Linked DNA regions of Mus musculus: region 2 is linked to region 1. A link is a loop called in an ENCODE intact Hi-C map of the cell type or tissue named here. Cell type or tissue: heart. All regions are shown on one strand. Each heading gives the region's core, and the rest is flanking DNA. Links, peaks and the distances in the headings are about the cores only. Region 1 holds the start of Chn1 (chimerin 1). Region 2 holds the start of Atp5g3 (ATP synthase, H+ transporting, mitochondrial F0 complex, subunit C3 (subunit 9)).

Region 1 (10,275 bases), core at 824-8,823:
TGCTAAGATGTAAGGTATGAGCCAGCAGGTCCTGAAAGTAGCGTTTTAAAAAGAAAATGTAGGTATTATTTCTGGCCTTCATTTAAAAAAAAAATTGACTTGACTTTGCAAAGCTTGGTCCACTGACCTGCAAATGAACTAAACAGGAAAGCAAATACCCCGCAGGCATAGCTAACCTTCTGCATTCTGGCTCACCTCAGCTTTTTAGCATGCAACCATGCAGCATTTACCACAACTGTTGGCTGGAGCAAACCACTGAGCAGAGGTTAGCCATATCCTAGCATCCTCCTGCTATGAGATCTAGTCCACTCACAGCCAGCTTCAATCAGTGTTAATGTCCATATATATGTTAGTTAATGTATTTACCAGTTCATCCGATTGCTACTTGCTGAGAATCTATTAGCTGGGGAATATAAAGCAAACCTCAATAGTAAGAAGAGCTTGGTCTTAAGGGCCCAGGATGGGACAGGCAAAAGGAGGAAGAGAAAGAATAAAAAACATATTTGCATAAATACTTAAATAATTATGACACATAGAATGTAAACTGCATTAAGTCCCATATTTAAAGAGTTCTCTGTGAGCCCAGATAAATGAGAAGTACTTTGGGGTGAGGTAGCTTCCTGGTGAATCTGAATTTACATGGATGCTTTGAGGGCTTAGTTGGACAGTGTCTGTCTGTCTGTCACCTATCTTGTTGGCTGGATAGTGTCGGTCTGTCTATCTGACATCTAACTTGTTTGCTTGCCTTATTTTAAACAAGCATCTAATTCTCTGCATTCCTTAAACTGCCGCAGGATGCTCAGATGTGAAAGCGGTTGAGAGCTCGCAGAACCGATGGGAAGTTTTTTTTAATTACACAAACTCTAAGTCTCAGTGCAAGAGAGAAAGAAGGAGCTGGGTTAAAGCCCTGAAGTGTCTCGGTGATTGGGACTAAGGGATGCCTGCTCACTGTGTGACAAGTGACGCCAGCGCTTCCCTACAGGGTTTGACTGTACAAAGAGATAAGCTTGAAGGAATGAATTAGTCATTCCATTAGGCAATGGAGTCAATGGAATCAAAATATGTCCCATCGTAGTTGGTTTTTTAAAAAGGCTTTTTACACAGAAGGAACCTTGGCTTGAGTGCAGGGGAAAATGTGACATAATGCACCGAGGACAGAAAAGGGTGGTAGACAGAAAGTCTGCCTGTGAAGTCCGGGCAGGCGTGAAAAGCTCACTCTGCACGGTTTCCTCTTTTGGTTGGGAAGAGCACATTATGTCATCCTGTCGATGGAGGTCATCTTTCTACAACTTGCATTGTTCTTCAGAAGAAACACAGGAAGACATTCCCTGTGACATATGGCTTTCCTTCACAGCTCAAACCTTATCAAACCCTTAAATAAAGCCTGGCAATTAGGCTGCACCAAGATCAGAAAGGAAGGGAATCAGCCAGCTCTCTCCTGACTAGGAACAATGGATAGGAAATTGCTCTACCCTAGGGTATTCTTGCTTCTTCTTGGTAACACCAATTCTACCCAGTCGTTCATCTGCTGAAGGACTTACTAGCTTAATTTCTAATTGTCTCGGGGGTGCTGATAGACTAATGATGGACAGGCTCAGGAGGACCCCTTTTTATTCTTCCTTTCCCTCTCTGTACAGCTGAGTCAGCCGTTTCCCATCAGTCACCATTTTCCAGAGAGTTCTGAAGACAAGAATTTCAGGTTGGCCAGCCCGTAGAAATGATTTATTTCATGGGGTTGGAGCTCAACCCCAGGGCCCCATGCATAGAAAAACACTAGCCCCAACCCTTACATTTTTCTCTTTACAGATTTTTGGATTTTTTTTTTTTTCAATCTGGACCATCTTTCTTACCATTTCACTTTCTAATTAAAAAAAAAAAAGATGTCACAGTGTTTGAGTGGTACACAACAGATTAGTGAGGCTAGAGCTAGAGCCAAGAGTCAGAGAACAAGAGGGAGAGTTTTGCTTGTGGGGTCATTTCCTAGGTCCCAGGGGTAGTTAAGAGCAATCGCTGAAGGTGAAGGACAGCAAACAGCATACAGAGAGCAAGCTGAGTAATAACCAGGAAGACAGGGATGGGGAGTGCGGCAGGAAAAGCTAAAGGGGCTGGGGTGGGTGGGTGGGATTTGTGGGGTTAAATGTGCTTTGCTGTAGGTCAACTGTGGGTTATGGCAGAGAGAGAGAGAGGGAGAGGGAGAGGGAGAGGGAGAGAGACACACAGACACACACAGAGAAACAGAGACAAGGAGTTTTATACTGCTCATGTATTCATGTGTGGTATCTTTAGAAAATGAAATACCGATAAACCCTGTTATTGATTGTTTCTAAGACAGGCTCTCATTGTATAGAGTAGGCTGGCCTTGCCTCTGCCTCCCAAGTGCTGGGTTTAAAGGTGTGTACCATCATACCTGGGAAAGTCTATAATTTTTACAAAATACTTATGCTAGGTGCAACTTTCTGCAGAGATGGGCTATTGGAGGACCCAGCATCTATTTACTTTATGGTGAATGACGTAGTTACAAGCCAATGATTGGCATAATGTACACTTGCCCATCTAATGAAAAGGATCTGACAGTCTGATTGGCACTGTGTAGTAGACAAACACACTTGTCAAATAACTAAGCTCAACTGTGATTTCTAGTAAGCTTGTTATTTGTGGCACCATCTTTATGTGTTTAGATGGGAAGCAAATACTGTGAGATAGAAAAGGCCTCATTCACTGAGATGACAATGCTTTGAGAAGAAGGGACCTGGCATAAGATTCAGGTCCTTTACTTCAGGGGAAAACTGGCTTTTATTGAATACCGAGGAAGATACTCCACACTGAGAGAAGATGAAATCATTTGTTTAATGTCCATTCTGGCTTTGTTTAATCCTAAGAATAACCTAGAAGGTGTGAACATGGTCTGCCCACCCCCTGCTCTCTTCTCGACTGTGTCCTGGCTCATCTCAACCATGCTGCCTTAGCACAACCAGTGGCTGGCACTGGTTCACTTTCTGCCTCTGTGGGGATTCATGCATTGGCGCATCACCCAACTTGGCTCATCAGCAGGGAGATTCAGCGACATACAAACACAAATGGGGCAGTGAGAACAGTTTCAAGGCAGAATTGTATATAATAGATTCAAATTCCAAGTTGTCTTAAATGTTTGTAGAAAGTAGGCAGAGTTCATAAAGCAATGTTAAGATCCATCAGCTCGGCAGCCCCGCCTGCATCCCGCACCTTCCCTATGTCCCCATTCCTCAAAGAGTTCCTGGGCACAGCCGGGTCCTGCCTGCTTTGCTCAGGATTTCCTCATATTCCTCAACCTAATCTCTGTGTATCCAGTGCTGACTGTTTGCGTAATTCATCATCTCTCAAGGCAAGCTTGAGTCCTCAAGACACCTTAGCAGATCTGAAGAGATAATCTTGGGTTCTTAGGCCAGAATTTTGCATGAGGTCTTGTATATCAACGGTACGTTTGCTGAACGGATGAGAGACGGATGCGTGAATTTAAATCTGCTCATTGTCACAAATGTCTGGGAAAGTCCTAGACGACTGGATACAAAAGAGCGTTGTGAAAACTCTATCATAGGAACAGACTCTGATTTTAATCATGGAAACTCACTATATCCCTTTCAGCTTTCTACTAACGAGAAATTTAATTTTTACCCAGGGACCATAGGCATCGTGCTGATTAAATTCCCAATGTAATCACCCTGAATAAGTCACCCTCACTGTGGACACCCACATTCGTCAGAAAAACCACGGCCATGTTAGGGAGATTTGATTTGTAGCCAAATCCGATTATATACTCTCGAGCAAACCTGGCAGAAATCCAACTGCCCCAGTTAAATAGACATTTAGCCACACTGTGCATTAGATATGCCTGGTAACCTCAGAAAAATACAGTTGAATAGCAATGCTGGCTTAACATACTATAATATGATTGTAGGATAGAACAAAAACCTACTGGCAGCCAAATCATTGCGCTTTTATCTAACATGTATTTGAAAATATACTTGATGCTGAGTCTATAAAAAAAAATCCCAGGAGATCTGTTATACTATTTACCAGAAAATAAGCATTATTTTAAAAACATTTATTCAAAGCAAAATTAAAAGTAGACCTTCCCCTCCCCCTTCTTGTTCCTTCTCCCAATCCTCTGTCCACTGGTGATTTTGATACAAACTATCACACTTTTTAGAAGCACCTGTGCCTCTTAGACCATTCTAACCTTGGTGGTTTAGTAATCCCCAGGTTCTATCACCCAGGGACCTGAGATCCCCTCTTCTTGCTGAGTAAGAAGAAACTCATTATCCCGGGTTATTCTCATTTCGAATTTAATGCCCCTTCTTGTTGCTTCCCCTCCTTCCCAATCACAGAGCTGCCCAAGTGCTGGTTGGTTTGCCTAACTTGGAAGGCCTTAGTCTCTCCTCAGTGGCACGCCACAAGAAGCCAGATGGCCTTTTAGCATAATTTTGATGAGAGTAAGCATTGTGTAGCAAAATCTTGGCTTCAATTCTTATGGTTTCTTATATACTTTTCTTGGATGGAATTTCAGACCATTTCTAAGGCACAATATTACTCCAGTGGATATAATATAGGCACCCTCTGGTGGTCAATAGAACACAATCAATTCTTCTGAACACTAATTTAAATTATTTAAGTGTAATGGCCAATTTTATAGTTTGTGATGCACACTCTCTCTCTAGTTCTAGATTTCCATCTGAATTCCTATGTTCAAGGCACGTGTGTCTAAGTTACTTTTGCATGCATAAAGCTTTGTCCTTTTAAAATGATACTTCAAAGTCACCAAATGCCACGAATATCATGTAGTGTTTATTCAGAAAACCTGAGAAGGAACCAATAGCAAACGAAACTCACCTCAAACTAATTCACACAGTGGAAACAAAGCTGCCAGTTGCTAACATGAACACAGGACGGAGCTGCTACATATGGTCAGGCTGTGTTAACATTTAAGAAATAATTCCAACCTTTGTAATTGCTATGCTGAGGTATAGAAAATGCTTCTATCAAATTAGCAGAAACAAACTGCGCAACCTTTTCCCTTTAACAACAAGCTTCTGCACTATTTTGGGAACTGTGCTAATATGGCTGGTATTCCAGTGTTTAAAGCTGTGTTGACAAGATAAAGCACTATAATTTTAACTTGTTATTGTGAGACAGACGCTGCCTCATTAATTTCTGCTTCATTCAAAACTGAAGAACAAATCAATGTTTACCAACGGGAATGAAGCTAAATGAGTAAAAAAAAAAAAAAAAAAAAAAAGAAAGAAAGAAAACCTAAAACCCTCCAGTAAGCCATTAGTTCACGATGCAAAAACGCTTTTAAAGGATTGTCTAAGTTCTGTTTACTCAACAGAATTTGGATAGAAGTGAGAAACTATTTTAGTAAATTTAAAATAGATTTCTCAGCATACATTCAATTTTAATACTGCTGAGACTGGAAAAGATTCCTTTATGTTGTAAATGTAGCACTGTTGTGTAATCCATTACTAGTGAGAGAAGAGAGTTGGTGCTCTAAGAAGTGTGACTTCTTGGTTACATTGAGCATTTAGGAACTTTACATGAACACTGCTTTAAATATGTTAAAGATTCAATCATCTTCCAGTTTATCCACAATCCACTTAAAGACTGTTAAAGATCCCTGTGGCAGACACAACCAAGAAGGATGTCAGACTTGATCAACTCCCATGGTTTCATCCTCTCATTTTATGAATGAGGGAGGTAAGGACAGAGAGAGCCAAAGCCTTGTTTAAAACTGAACAGCCATTTAGTAGCCGCACTACAAACAGACTGGCTCTTCTACTTTCCTGCTAAGTCACAATTAAATTTTTGAACGAAGCGTGTGTGTTTTGAAAAGTAAATTCGTTTTTTGCCTTGTTTATAAATGACCAAAGTCACCACCCATAATAATCACTTCTGGGTAGTTAACACTCTCCTCACATTGAATGTGAAGTAGGAGGCTACTGCTTTATTTCCAACTAAGCAAGCAAAGAGGCACACTATTTCTTAATGGCTAGGGTGACATTATAAGCACCAATACTACTTATAAGAGGGAACACTTTGAGTGTGGAAAGCATTTTGTTTGCTAGAGAAGTCAGTGGGAAAACGTCCCTTGCAAGAGCTAGATGCTCTGAGAAGATGCCAACACTCACTTTAATCATTATTTCCAATAGTTTCTTAAAAACAGCTGTCTCTATTGAGTGTGGCTTTATCAAGGTATTGTATAGACAAGAGGAAGGCAATGGGAAGGTCTCCTCTAAAGTCTAAGCTGGGTCCATTACTGGACTTAGCTCTGTTTGGTTGCTGTTAGTAAAAAGTGAAATGTTGGTCTGGTAACTAGAGCTTGGCTGCACAGTGGGTGAATCACAGCAGAGGGGTACTAAGTGCCCTCTTACTGATCCTCAGAGTAACTCCTCAACAGGCAGAGAAAACTCCAGCAAACTGAACTCTCACATCCAAAGGCTTGGTGCTCTGGTAACTCTCATTAAATTGAACTAAGAAAATAAACACTTTTCGGTTCTTAACCTCCATGGACATACAGTCCCGAAGAGAGCTGCTTGTGAATAAAGACTCAGGGCAAGTTGTAATCTCCTGAACTTGAAGTCGACCCACAAATGTAAAACCGCTGAGGACAAAGAATCCACCTTGCTTCTTTGCTTCTAATGGTAAACAGATTTTCCTTTTTAAATTCAAACCAAACATGCTCTAAAGGCTTGGGGGATGGGTGGTGAAGGAGGTTGTCTGGGAGAACTGCAGAAGACTCAGCTTTTCCTCTTGGTTGCCACTAAATAAGCACACATTGGTGGTGGTGGTGGTGGTGGTGGTGGTGGTGGTGGGGATCCTTAAATTGTTCTTTTTTTTCTTTAAATCTGTTCAAATTTCAATGAAAGATTTTAAAAAAGTTTTTGTTTTTAGATGTGAAAAAAATTTTTTTGGTGTGCTTATGTGTACTTTTCTAGGAAGAAGGGAAGTATTTCTTCTAGATACTCCTGGTTGAGACAATGGGCTCTCTAGATACTGATTTATCTGGTTGCAGATTGGATCAGCAGAGATACTATCATGGCTGTAAAATCTGTCCAACAAAGCCTTCTTGAATTTTCATTTATCTTGATGAACTGTAATTTTTTTTTCTCAAGAAAAAAAGGGAGGAGTGCATAAAATCAAAAGGAGATTATTGAAAATAATGTTGTAAAATGTTGGTGATTCCAAGAAATATTTTTATACCAGTAGCTAATGAAAATCTATTTAATGTAAGATCAGGTGCCTAGACGTTTGTTCACTCAGGCTGATTATTTTAATATTTCTTTCTTTTTTGAGTTAACTGGCTTGAAACAAAAGGCTTGGCTCCTCCTTTCTACCGGCTTTTCTTCTTTTCTGATGCTTGAGTGTGCTGTGAAATGATGATTGATTAGCTGCACTCTGTTTGAGGTAGTAATTAGCGTTTTATAAAGATTTGATTCCTGAGATATATTAAATAACACAATAACTAGTTGAAATTTAGAGAAAAGAGGAAAAATGACACCAGGGAACGCGAGGAGCCTGCAAAACAAGAAGTGCACGCAGGAGAAAATGAGGACTGAAGATTAAACAAACACGATTACACACCCAAACACTAACAAACCCTAGACAGAGAAAGTAGGAGGGAAAAGGACTATTTTTATACAGAACAAAGGTAGCAACGAGAAATAAAGTGAAAAACATCACAGTTGAGCCTTTAAAAAACAAACAAACAAAAATCCAAACCCTCAAGCGTTGGATGCCCTCTCGCTAATTAAGGCGACGACAAGGCGAGTAGAAAACACCAGAGCTAGAGACAGTGCCTGTGATTGTCAGATAAAACCCAAAAGCTCCGGGGAATCTTTTGTGGCAGAGACTCGCCAGGCAGCGAGGAACGCTGATGTTTCCCTTAGACAACATCCACAAGGTATAACGTAAAAAAAAAAAAAAAAAAAAAAAAAAAGACACAGTGGCTTTAAGCACCTGCCTTCTAACAGTTATTTTAGATAATTCCCGATGCATTTCAATTACCCGATTCCGGGTATACAGATCGGAAACAAGAGGGGCTCCACCAACCCAAGGGAATGTTAGCAGCATTCACAGGCAGGGACCGCTCGCCGGTTAACCCTGAGGGCGCCGGCAGGAGCTCTATCCTCAGACGAACCCTGGTCCTCAGGAGACCCCGCCTGCCCGCGAGCCCGAGCATCCTCCGCTCTGCTCTCTCATCCCATCCCATTCAAGAAAAATCCCGGGATTTCAGGAGCTGCACCCGCTTAGCCCGGGGCGGCTGTTGCCGTCGCCCCGGGGGTGCGCCTGTTGGGCTTGGGGTGGGGGGCGCAGCCTCACTCTAGGCGCGGCGGATGGGGCGCGTCCCCGTGGGCCGTGCGCGCGCCCGTTGCCATGGTAACGCGCGCTCGGCCGCCCGAGGGGCTGGCGGGAATGCGGCGCGCTCTGGCAAGATGGCGTCGGCGAGGTCGCGGGGTGCGCGGTGAGCGCCGGCCGCCGTCGCTCCGCCCGGCCGGTCGCGCCTCAGGTCCGCCCGCCCGCGCGCGCCCCGCGGGCCCATGGCGGCGACAGGTGCGGGCGCGCGGCGGCTTGCCGGGCTGCCGCGGGCCGGGCGCGCCCCTCGCTAACGCGCGCGTAACTTTTCCTCGCTGCGGCCCCCCGCGGCCTCCGCGCCACGCCCCCCGGGCCGCCGCCCCGCCGAGGTGCCGTCTGCCGGCCGCCGCGGGAGCGAGGAGCGCTGGGCGGCGCGGCTCCACCATGGCTCTGACCCTGTTCGGTGAGTGCCGTCCCCGGCTCCCCGCCGCGGGTGGGCCGCGCCCCGGAGTCGCGTGCGGGCTTGGGGGGGCGCGGGGCGGGCGGGCCGCCTTGTCGGGGCTCCTGGAGCGCGGCCCCGCGCGCCGCTCCCATTGTCTCCTCTCAGGCAGGGCAATGGGCGTGAGCTCCCGGGCCAGTCCTGGGGTCGGGGTGAACACACCGTGCCTCTCTCACATACCAACTTGAGAGGGAAGTTGGCTAGTTGTTTGCAAACCAATTTTCCCTAAGTCGGTAAATAAAGATCCTGGAAAGTTTATTATTATTATTGTTATTATTATTTTGAATAAGATGCGAGAGCATCCCTAGCTTCTCTAGAATTGCCCCGTCCGTGTGTTGCTTCCTGTTGGATTGTTGGGCATTTTGGGGGGACTTGGTACATTGCATTGGAAACAAGAATAATATGTGAACCTAATTTGTTATTGGTTAAAATGTGTGCTCTGAGGAAAGAGGGCAGAAGAAAGTTGGTTACTGTAAGGTAACTGTATTGTTTGGGAAGTGATATTTTGTGGATGTAGTTACTTAACACTATTGTTTCAATGGCTAAGACAGTTTGCAATGACAGTGGGTTGGGGGAAAAGCACTGAAAAGGGACATTTCTTTTTCTTTTACAAAAAACAGACCTTGGTACATCATTTCAAGAGAACTCAGTATGTCAAAACTTAGATTTGCAAAGAATTCAGTTTTTCAAAGTAGGAAGGTGCAATGATGTATTAGGAATAACCTATTATTAATATCCAAGCACATTTCTCACAAGTTATTCGGCATATCCAGTTTCCAGTTAAGTTTTAATTATGTCATCTGACCAGGCACAGTTATGTTGTCACATACCATAAATGCTTTTTGTTGTAAATACCTCCAAGTGAATTCAGCTGCTGGCATCAGTTACTTCTGTTTCTTCTTTCTCTGGAAAATAATATCTTTACTTTACCTTGTATTTAATCTGCATTATTTAATGGAAATGGGGACTTTTTTGTACAAAGGTTACAAATGCTATAAGACTGTACCCTTAGCTTATATTTTCTTTAGAAGCAATGGCTGTGGCTGGTTAGCAACTGTTGCAGCGAATGCACAGCAGTAAGATTTCCAGAGGAAATCTTCAGACTGTATTGGAACAATTGATCTGTCCGGGTTTCTAATGACATATTCTGCATTTTTTAAGGGTTTCAAAGTAAATTGTACTCATCTAGTATTTTCTAGAACACTGACATTCCTGATAAGCAAGGCAGTTAAACTGGGGACACAATACACTTTTTAAAAGATTTTTAGCTTGTAAGCCTTTACCTAGGTGGAAATAAGTAAAAGAAGGGCATGAAATTGTTACCTGTGTGGGAAACTGTTCCCGTCCCTCAGCAGGAATGACTTGGTTTCAGTGTTTTGATATGTGCTTGTGAAAAATAGAATTCAGTTTGCATAAATACACTTTGCTACAATGCGAACGTAGCATACCTT
Region 2 (10,275 bases), core at 663-8,662, 130 kb before region 1:
ACAATAGAGAATATAATATGTTATTGATCACTGTGAATTATTGAAAAATTCCTAACACACTGATTTTTACATTTTTAAGCTGTCCATTTTACTATATATCAAATAATACAGACAGATGAAAATAAAAGATAAACAATTTCTGTATTCCTCAACCTTATTGCTCAATAATTTGCTGACTGCTCAAATTAATTAATGGATTAGTAAGCCAAGCATTTTTGTTTTTTAACTGTGGATACAGCAATAAGCACAACAAAATCTCTTGGGGACCCATGCTCTGTGAGAACCAAAAAAGCAAGCAATAAATGAAGATGAAGAAAGAGGATCTGTAGAGAAGAACGGGAGCTCTGAAGTGCCTCCTGCTCTTCCCAGGGCGCCTGTCAGCGGCTCCTGCTCTTCCGAGCGCGCATGTCAGCGGCTTACCGCCACCTGTAACTCCAGCTCCAAGGCATCCAATACCCTACAATGACTTCCACGAGTACCTTCACACACAGCAGAAATTCACCCAGGCATACAGACAGACACATTAATAAAAGTAAAAACAAAAAGAAAGCTCAGTGGCTAAGTTTGTGCATTTGCTGTTCTTACAGAAGACCCACGTTTCATTCCCAGTGCCCACATGATGTCTCATTACCATCCAGTTCCAGGGGGGGTTGATATTCTTTTCTGACCTCCTTTGCCACTAAGTATACACACACACACACACACACACACACACACACACACACACATGCAAAACACTTGTACATAATAAATAAAAATAAGTATTTTTAAATTAAAATAAATACAAAATAAACATGTTTTAAGATGAAAAAAGACAACCAGGCATTGGTGGTAAAAACACTCAGGAAGCAGAAGAAGGCAGACCTCTGAGTTCAAGGCCAACCTGATCTATATAGTGAGTTTCAGGACAGCCAGGGCTACAAAGAGAAACCTTGGGGCTGGAGAGATGGTTCAGCTGTCAAGAGCACCAACTGCTCTTCCGAAGGTCCTGAGTATAAATCCCAGCAACCACATGGTGGCTCACAACCATCCATAACAAGATCTGATGCCCTCTTCTGGAGTGTCTGAAGATAGCTACAGTGTACTTATGCATAATAAATAAATAAATCAAGAGAAAGAGAGAGAGAGAGAGAGAGAGAGAGAGAGAGAGAGAGAGATCCTGTCTTGAAACACTCCTCTCCCAAAACAGAAAGAAAGAAAGAAAGAAAGAAAGAAAGAAAGAAAGAAAGAGAGAGATCCTGTCTTGAAACACTCCTCTCCCAAAACAGAAAGAAAGAGAGAGAGAGAGAGAGAGAGAGAAAGAGAAAGAGAAAGAAAGAAAGAAAGAAAGAAAGAAAGAAAGAAAGAAAGAAAGAAAGAAAGAGAAAGAAAGAAATGTATGTAAGGGATCCAGGAAGTCCTAAGACATAACAATTGACCAAAGACCTGAGTAATACGGAAAGAAGAGCTAAGCAGCTATCAGAAGAAAACTTATTCCAAACAAAAGAAACGGCAACAATAAAGCAGCTCTCTGGAGTGCAGTGTTCTTAGCACTTTTGAAAATCAAGGAAGCCAGTGTGCAAGAACGGACTGAACAGGAGCTGGCTTCTTAGGCCTGTATTAAAACTCCGCATTTATCCTGTGTAGTTGGGACTACCAAGTAGATATAACTAAATTCATTCATTCTGCATATTTTCAATTTCTAGGGATTTTCAAAACATTAACTTTGTAAGTGATTTCTATGGTTCCAAATTCATATCTACAGAGCAGTATTCATAAAGTCTATTTTCTGGAGCTGGGCATGGTGACCAATGACTTTAATCTCAGCATTTAAGAGGCAAAGGCAGGGGCTGGTGAGATGGCTCAGTGGGTATGAGCACCCGACTGCTCTTCCGAAGGTCCGAAGTTCAAATCCCAGCAACCACATGGTGGCTCACAACCATCCGTAACGAGATCTTACTCCCTCTTCTGGAGTGTCTGAAGACAGCTACAGTGTACTTACATATAATAAAAATAAATAAATCTTACCAAAAAAAAAAAAAAAAAGAGGCAAAGGCAGATGAACACCTGTGAGACCAGCTGTGGTCTCCATAGTGAGTTCCAAGATAGCCAGAACTATGTGGAGACCCTGTGCCAACAACAACAATAACCAAGTTTAGTTTCTGTTCTTGTTCCCTCCAACATACTGTCTCCTTTATGAATAACTAGCAGTTCGCAGTAACCCTTGGCTACAGAGCAAGTTTCAGGCCAGATGGGGATACATTAGACCCTGTCAGGAAGAAAGGAAGGAAGGGAGGGAAAGAGGAGAGAGAAGGAGAAGGAGAAAGACAGAGATAGAAAAGGGAAGAGAGAAAGGGAGAGAAGAGAAAAGAAAAGAGAGTAGAGAAAAAGCAGGAGTGAGCGTGCATGGTGGTAAGAATATGGAGGAACTGGAAACCTTGTATTTACTTTAGAAATATACAATGGTATAGCCACTGTGAAAGACAGCATGTCCTTTTAAAATATAATTATTATATGATCCAGTATTTTGTGCTATGTATCCAAAATAATTCAAGGTGGGGACTCAGATGTATTGTTACAACTATGATCATAGTAGCATTATTCACAATAGCCAAAGAGTAGTAGCAGCCCAAGTGTCCTTCACCAGTGAATGGTTAATCCATGTGTGATGCATGCATCTATACATACATACATACATACATACATACATATGGACATTATCCAGCCTTAGAAAAGAAAAATATTCTGACACATGTCTCAACCTGGATAAACAATAAAAACATCTGCTGTGTGAAAGACATCAGTCTTTAACTAGGTGCTGTGACCCAGGACTCTCAAGACTGAAGCAGGAGAATACAAAGTTCCAAGCCAGCATGGACTGTATGACTAGATCCAATCTCAAAATCCAAAACTTGACCTTAAGAAAAGGGCAACTGTCTAGCTGTGGAGGCACAAAACTTTGATCCCCACACCTGGGAGGCAGAGGCGGGAGGATCTCTGTGAGTTTGAGGCCAACCTAGTCTACAAAGTGAGTTCTAGGACAGCCAAGCCTACACACACACACACACACACACAGAGAGAGAGAGAGAGAGAGAGAGAGAGAGAGAGAGAGAGAGAGAGAAATCCTGTCTCAAAAATAACCAAGAAATGGGGCTGGAGGGTTAAGAGCACCACTGTCTGCTCTTCCAGAGGCCCTGAGTTCAACTCCCAGCAACCACATGGTATATCTGAAATCAGCTACAGTGTGTTCATATACATTAAAGAAATAATAAAAAAAGAAAAGCAGGAGTATGCTGTGAGATGCCTCAGTGGGTCAAGGTGCTTGCTTGGCCCTACACCTGTCGACCTGAATTCAATCCCTGGAATCCGCATGGTGAGGACAGAGCCCTGGCTCCCTCAATCTGTTCTCTGACCTTTGCATGCACACTGTGGCATATGCACCTATACACACATCTGTCTGCCCTCACATATGCACAGAATAAATAAATAAATGTAATGAACTAAAAGAAACAGCAGCTAGTTACAATGAGACAAATAATGCAGGACTTAGATGAAGGATCTAGAATAGTCAAGTTCAAAACAAAAACAATGGTGATTTTCTGAGGCTGGAGAAAATGCTATGGTTAAAACAAACAGACTGAGCAAGTTATAATTTTATATCTAAAAACATATCATATATACATACAACTAAATATGTATATAAAACTAAAGAAAAAGAGGCCTCAGATTTGAAAAGTCAAGAAGTGTCTAGGAGGAGGAGGGGGGAGGAAATGGGAGGGAGTGGTGTTTGAATAAAAAATTGGCCCCCACGGGTCCATAGGGAATGGCACCGTTAGGAGGTGTGGCCTTGTTGGAGGAAGTGTGTAACTGGGGGGGGGGGGGGTGCAGGCTTTGAGGTTTCAGAAGCATAAGGCAAGCATAATGGCTAACAGTGGTCTCTTCTGGCTGCCTGCCTTCTTCCTTCAGCTATTCTCAGCTCTGTCTCCAGCACCGTGTCTGCCTGAACACTGCCATGCTTCCTGCCATGCTGAAAATGGACTAAACCTCTGAAACTGTAAGCCAGCCCCAATTAAATGTTTGTTTGTTTGTTTCTAAGAGTTGCGGTAGTCGTGGTGTCTCTTCACAGCATTAAAACCCTAAAACAGGGGAGAACCTATGAGATTATATTATCTCAAAAAAACTATTTTAAAAAAATCAATAAGAAGACCAGACGTTGAACTACAGCCATTTATCTGAGACATTTCTGCATCCATCTGGTTTGTTCAAAGTTATCAGAACTGGGTGCTGAATAGATTTTGAAAACTATTCAGGCACTTTTTTAGTCCGAAATGATGATACATTATTATCTCTTAATTCTCCCAGTTATAATGGTGGAAGGCAGCAGAACACAGTGGTACATGGCTTTAATGTCAGCACTTGGAAAACAGAGGCAGGAGGATTTCTGTGAGTTGAAGGCTAGCCTAGTCTACAGAGTTGCAAAGCTCTTGAACCGTCATTTGTTCTTCCCAGGACTTCTAGGTAGGTCTTCTGAGAAAAGATTTGTCGTCTTAAACAAAAGCAAACAAACAAACAAACAAAAAACCCTGTTTTAGAGTCTTACAAAGAAATAATCCCGCTGGAGTTGGTTATGAAGAAGCTAACTACTTGGAAGGGTGAAAGTGGACGATCAAGGTTCTCCCTAACTTACATACTGAGCTCAAGGCCTGCCTGAGCAACTCACCCTGTTTGAAATAAAAGCCAAATCAGGGTCGGCTTGTAGCTCCCTGGGAGAACCCCTGCCTGGCACGTGCAAGGAGCGAGGCTCAGTCTGCGATAGCGACAACAACTAAAAATTATCTGCACCGTTAGTAACACTAACAAAGCCAAGAGTCGTCTTCAGTGTGCTTTTCATTTCACTGGCCGCCAGCCGGTCACGGAGGGGGCCTGTCATTGTCCTCCTCTGAGAGTTACCAATAAAGTTGTTACAAAGTGACCTTGAGCGTCTTCCCCCGCCTTCTCCATCCGGGTGCTGCGGCGCGGATAAGAGCCGCACCGCGCTTGCGCGCCCAGCCCCACTGCTTCGACCTCTGCCGCCGCCACTGCCGCCGCCTCGGGAGGTAAGCGAAGGTAAACGGAGGGCGCGGGGCCCGGGCCGGGGCGGAGCGGGTCTCCCGGCCCTGTCCACCGGGCTTGCGCTTCCCGGGCACGCGGCCACGCTGACCGCCTGCGCGGGGCCCCTCGGGGCCGGGGTGGCAAGGACAGGCCCCTGGGGGGGACACTTGACCTTAAGCCTCTTTTCGCTCCGCAGAGAGGAAGCGGGAGAGGAGCCCACGTCGCCTGTCACCTAGATCCACGCCGCGCCGCCAGGAAGAAAGATGTTCGCCTGCGCCAAGCTCGCCCGCACCCCCGCTCTGGTGCGTAACCCGGGCCTCGGCCCAGCATTCACGCCGAGGGACCGGCTCTCCTTCACCCTTGCCCCGATGTCCTCTCCTCCCTCCCTCCCTCCCAACCCTGGGGCCCGCAGACAGTTCCCGGCCATGTGTCCCCCCCGAGGCCTAGCTGACAGGCCTTCTGGGCGTAGGTCACAGCCTCCTTGCTCGTGGAGCGCGCCCCTCCCCCACCGCCCGGTCCCTATGGAGTTGGGGTCGACGCGAAGGTCGGGGTGCTGAGAAGTCAGGAAGGGGCAGCTGAGGCCTAGTTGCCTGCACAGCGTTTCCCGTGCGCGTCTGTAGGTCAAACTCGCCGCTGCAGAGGGAGGGACTTTGCTTCCTTGTGTGGGCGGAGAAAGGTGTTGGGGAGCCCCGAAGCTTGCTTTTTTGGAGGCTTTAAGTGAAGTCTGAATCTAAAAGATTTGTGCTAGAGAATCGGGTCCTGGTTCTGGAGGGATTTTCTGTGACCTTAGTGTCCGTGGACACTCAAGGGCAGAGAAGCCAGACTGCCAGATGTCCTTATAGTGAGAGTATTGCAACGGCTGTTAAGCTGACATCAAAATGCTTAACTCTATAGTAAATTTAGAATTAGTGGGTATTTAGGAATCCTTTGAAAATTGTAGGAGCTTCATTAGCTGCTGGACTGTTGTAAATGATCAAAATCATAGCGACACCCTTATGAGCCCACATAACTTACTTGAATTTACAGCACTACAGTTACTGAAACTTCCACAACACTCAGTCACTTGGTAACTAATTGGTCTTAGGATTTTTGTTTACAGATAGATTAAATAGAACATTCCATGGTTCATTAGCATAAAATTTTAGGTTGGCTTTGTGTATGCACAATGACCAAAGGCCATGCTAATTGCAGAGATAATAAATCTGTTCGTTCTCTTCTGCTTTCTCCTTTAGAGTTTAAAGTTGCACAAGAGGTCACTGAAGACTAATGTGTACTCTTTAGTACTTGAAATTCTTTCTTTTCCTTCCATTAATAGATCCGAGCTGGATCCAGAGTTGCATATAGACCAATTTCTGCATCAGTGTTATCTCGGCCAGAGACTAGGACTGGAGAGGTGAGTATTAATAACAGAAATTAGGAAACACTGTCAATAAGTCTTACAGAGTTGTTATCATGAAGGGGTGTATTAATGGGTGGTTTCTTTCCAGTTTTATTAAATAATACATAGAAGGTGAGCCACTGAGAGGAACTTTTGGCCAGCACAACCTTCTGAATTAGCAAATAAATATTTTAGGCTGTATTTATAGTTTTGAGTTATCTGTGTTTAAAATAGCCACGGTTATCCAAAAAAGCCTGCTTTGTTGAAAAGCATATTCATTATTCTGTTTTATACTTTTAAAAATCCTAAGAGGTATAGGTCTTGTTAACTATCTTATACGAGATAAGAATTATATCAAGCTCTTGGTTTTCTTTTTCCTTGAGCCATACAATTATTTATTCATACCAAGCTATAGTATAAAGAAGTTACTGGTTTTGGCACTATAGTAGTTAAAATCAATGTGATTACTGAATTGACCTTTGCCTTATTTCCTCTTCCCAGGGCTCTACAGTTTTTAATGGGGCCCAGAATGGTGTGTGTCAGCTGATCCGAAGGGAGTTTCAGACCAGTGTAATCAGCAGAGACATTGATACTGCTGCCAAATTCATTGGTGCAGGTGCTGCAACAGTAGGAGTTGCTGGTTCTGGTGCTGGTATTGGAACAGTCTTTGGCAGTCTTATCATTGGTTATGCCAGGTAATCATGTCTGTCAGAGTAAGGTGAAGACTCAGTGGGAAAGTAGACGTGGAAAGAGGGAAATGATGAAATAATGGTAGCCCTTTTGAATGAAGTGTCTGCTGTGTCTTGCATTATATTCTGAGCTGTGTGTGCACTGGTCACTTAAATAAGTGAGGATAGAGCTAGGGGCTAGGGAACACGCCTATAACTCCAACCAGTCAGGAGAGTCAAGGAGATCACAAATGTCAGGACCCCTCAAGGTGGTGTAAACTGAGGATTTATATTTGCATACGAAGATAGCTCCCTGACTTTATGCCACATGATTAGGAGTGGGTAAAATACTCTGAGAGACAAAAGCAAAGTGGTATAGGAGATAGCACCCCCATGAGACTTGCAAAGATCCCCATACTAGATATCTGACTCTACCATTTACCCAATGTGCTGACATCAACGTTGCTTCACAGTAACAGTCATCTGTGTTGTGTCTCTTTTAGAAACCCTTCACTGAAGCAGCAGCTGTTCTCATATGCTATCCTGGGATTTGCCTTGTCTGAAGCTATGGGTCTCTTTTGTTTGATGGTTGCGTTCTTGATCTTGTTTGCCATGTAACAGAAATTACTGCCTGAAATGTTGGCATTCATAGTAATTACGGATGTAATTCTGTGTATCTTGCTGTGACTCCGAAGACTGTAGTACTGGTGTCATGGAAATATATGTTATTTCCACAGTCATTTCATTAAAGATGAAAACTTTAATTCTTGCTGTGATTTGTACTTATATAAGTGTGGATCATCATAAAGATGATCTGTTGAGGTAGGTGGTTGTCCAAGTCAGAGGAAGGTACAGCAGTTACCCTGGTTTTGAAAAAGTGATGAATATGAAACATTGAAAAACACTTAGTGAAGTAGACCAAGCAAAAGACCCATAGTGTGATTTTGTTTGTATAAAATAGGTAACTTTGTAGAGACTAGGCCAATTAGAAGTTATTGGGAACTCTAGGAGCATGGAACTGTGGGTGACTGACTGTTAGTTGTGGAGTTTCATTTTGGGTGATTGGTGCTTGAACAAGGTTATAAATGCACAAAACCATCTCATTACATGGTTACCATAAACCAGGCATGGTGGCGCACGCCTTTAATCCCAGCACTTGGGAAGCAGAGGCAGGCGGATTTCTGAGTTCGAGGCCAGCCTGGTCTACAAAGTCTACACAGTGAGTTCCAGGACAGCCAGGGCTACATAGAGAAACCCTGTCTCGAAAACCAAAAATAAGAAAAAAAAGAAAGAAAACCAGTAGGTGAGTTTCCTACTGTTATGAGTAAGCATACAGAGATGTTTGGAAGGGCTGGGAGTCATTTTCCAGGGAAGAGATCACTTGAGAACACTGCTTGTCTCCACCTTATGCTAAACCTTGAGTAGCAAGAGGACCACCTAGTGAGTGGCTCAACTGCAGACTTAAAAACAGAAGAGCACTGGCACATGAAACATTGCCAGGAAACAGTGTGAGCTACAGGTGAAAGGTAGGCTGGCACACAAATGCACAAATTAGCAGATAAATGAGTTTTATCATGTGATCACAGACAGCGGGGCATGGTGGCCCACGCCTTTAATCCCAGCACTTGGGAGGCAGAGGCAAGCGGATTTCTGAGCTCGAGGCCAGCCTGGTCTACAAAGTGAGTTCTAGGACAGCTAGGGCTAGAGAAACCCTGTCTCGAAAAAACAAAAACAAAACCCCTTGGAGCTATGTTTAGAATTATTTAAGGAGACCAAGGTGGTCTGGTGCTTGTGCGTGTCTTTAGTCTGGGAGGGAGAGGCCTCTGGATCTCTGAGTTGAAGGCCAGCTTAGTTTAGAGTTCCAGAATGGTCAGAAAAAGACCAGTGTGGAATGGCTTGAAGTCAGCAGTACCAGTGGCTACCACAGCAGATCTTCTAGTGATAAATAGGATGTTGTGTGGCAAGAAATTTCCTGGGGAAATGGCAGGTAAGGGACCCATGGCAAAACAAGTATGGATACTACCAAACCCTAAGTTGAACCAATGAGTTTTATTGGGATTATTTACACGTATATGAGTGAGGGGTTACTGTAGCAGAGATGTCTCAAAGGCAGCCGCATCACCAAAGCCCACTCTGGCACCCATGACAGCTCACAAATCTAGAAACCTAGAGCACACTGCAGCTTGTGAGTTTACCTTCATGCTTAAGAAACTTCCCTACAGGATGGAATGTTGCAGTCCCCAAGGAAACTGTTAGACACAGAGGCCTTAGTCTAGGATGGTGGCCACGATAATTATAAAGGAACTTCACAGGACTGGAGAGATGGCTTTGTGGATGAGAGCACTTACTACTGTTGCAGAGGACTGGAGCACTATTCCCAGCCTCAGTTGGGTGCTCACAACCATCTGTAGCTCTAGCTCCAGGAGATTTGAGTCCTCTTCTGACTTTTGCCCACACCAGGCACACATGTGGTGCACATATACACACAGGCAAAAGTACATACACATAAGATTAATTTTTTTTTTCACTTGGGTGACTTTATTTATTATATGTAAGTACACTGTAGCTGTCCTCACACACTCCAGAAGAGGGAATCAGATTTCATTACTGATGGTTGTGAGCCACCATGTGGTTGCTGGGATTTGAACTCAGGACCTTCAGAAGAGCAGTCAGTGCTCTTAACCTCTGAGCCATCTCTCCAGCCCAGCCATCTCTCCAGCCCTAATTTTTTTTAATTTTAAAAATAATTCTTAAAAAGAAAATTTCAGGGCTGGAGAGATGACTCAGCGGTTAAGAGCACTGACTGCTCTTCTGAAGGACCTGAGTTCAATTCCCAGCAACCACATGGTGGCTCCCAACCATCCATAATGGGGTCTGGTGCCCTCTTCTGGTGTGTCTGAAGAGAGCAATGGTGGTGTACTCATGCATAAAATAAATGAATAAATCTTAAAAAGGAAAAGAAAGGAAGAAAGAAAAAAAAAAAAAAAAGAAAGGAAGGAAGGAAGAAAGAAAGAGAGAAAAGAAAGGAATCTCTAAAAGTATTGGGACCTGCCTAGATCTCTAGGGCCAGTCAGAAAAGACAAGGGTGTCTATTCCCTACTACTCCTGAGAAGAAAGGCTTCACACATATACTGTCAATACTCAAAACAAGCCTGCAAA

Evidence for each region. Hi-C counts contacts between places; a loop is a spot of excess contacts. Peaks named below come from ENCODE experiments on the same cell type or tissue, not always from the same donor. Only the 100,000 strongest peaks of a DNase experiment are listed, where the experiment ranks them.
Region 2: a loop joins it to region 1, with 2.8 times the contacts of the local background. A loop is called at or near these places in 1 of 42 quality-filtered maps.

What each region holds. Positions count from the first base shown.
Region 1 is chr2:73,773,536-73,783,810 of GRCm38, reverse strand. It overlaps Chn1 (chimerin 1), which reads left to right and starts at 8,465. Exons shown (of 13, transcript NM_001113246.2): 1 at 8,465-8,788. The coding sequence starts at 8,770. In heart, for the core only: a CTCF peak has its summit at 4,624 (motif pointing left); a DNase peak (open chromatin) is centred at 8,330; H3K4me3 peaks cover 1,902 bases; H3K27ac peaks cover 1,408 bases.
Region 2 is chr2:73,906,052-73,916,326 of GRCm38, reverse strand. Atp5g3 (ATP synthase, H+ transporting, mitochondrial F0 complex, subunit C3 (subunit 9)) reads left to right here and starts at 5,001. Exons shown (of 5, transcript NM_175015.3): 1 at 5,001-5,075; 2 at 5,267-5,372; 3 at 6,386-6,463; 4 at 6,950-7,143; 5 at 7,620-7,880. The coding sequence starts at 5,334. The coding sequence ends at 7,734. In heart, for the core only: a CTCF peak has its summit at 4,893; DNase peaks (open chromatin) are centred at 5,046 and 5,576; H3K4me3 peaks cover 3,083 bases; H3K27ac peaks cover 2,045 bases.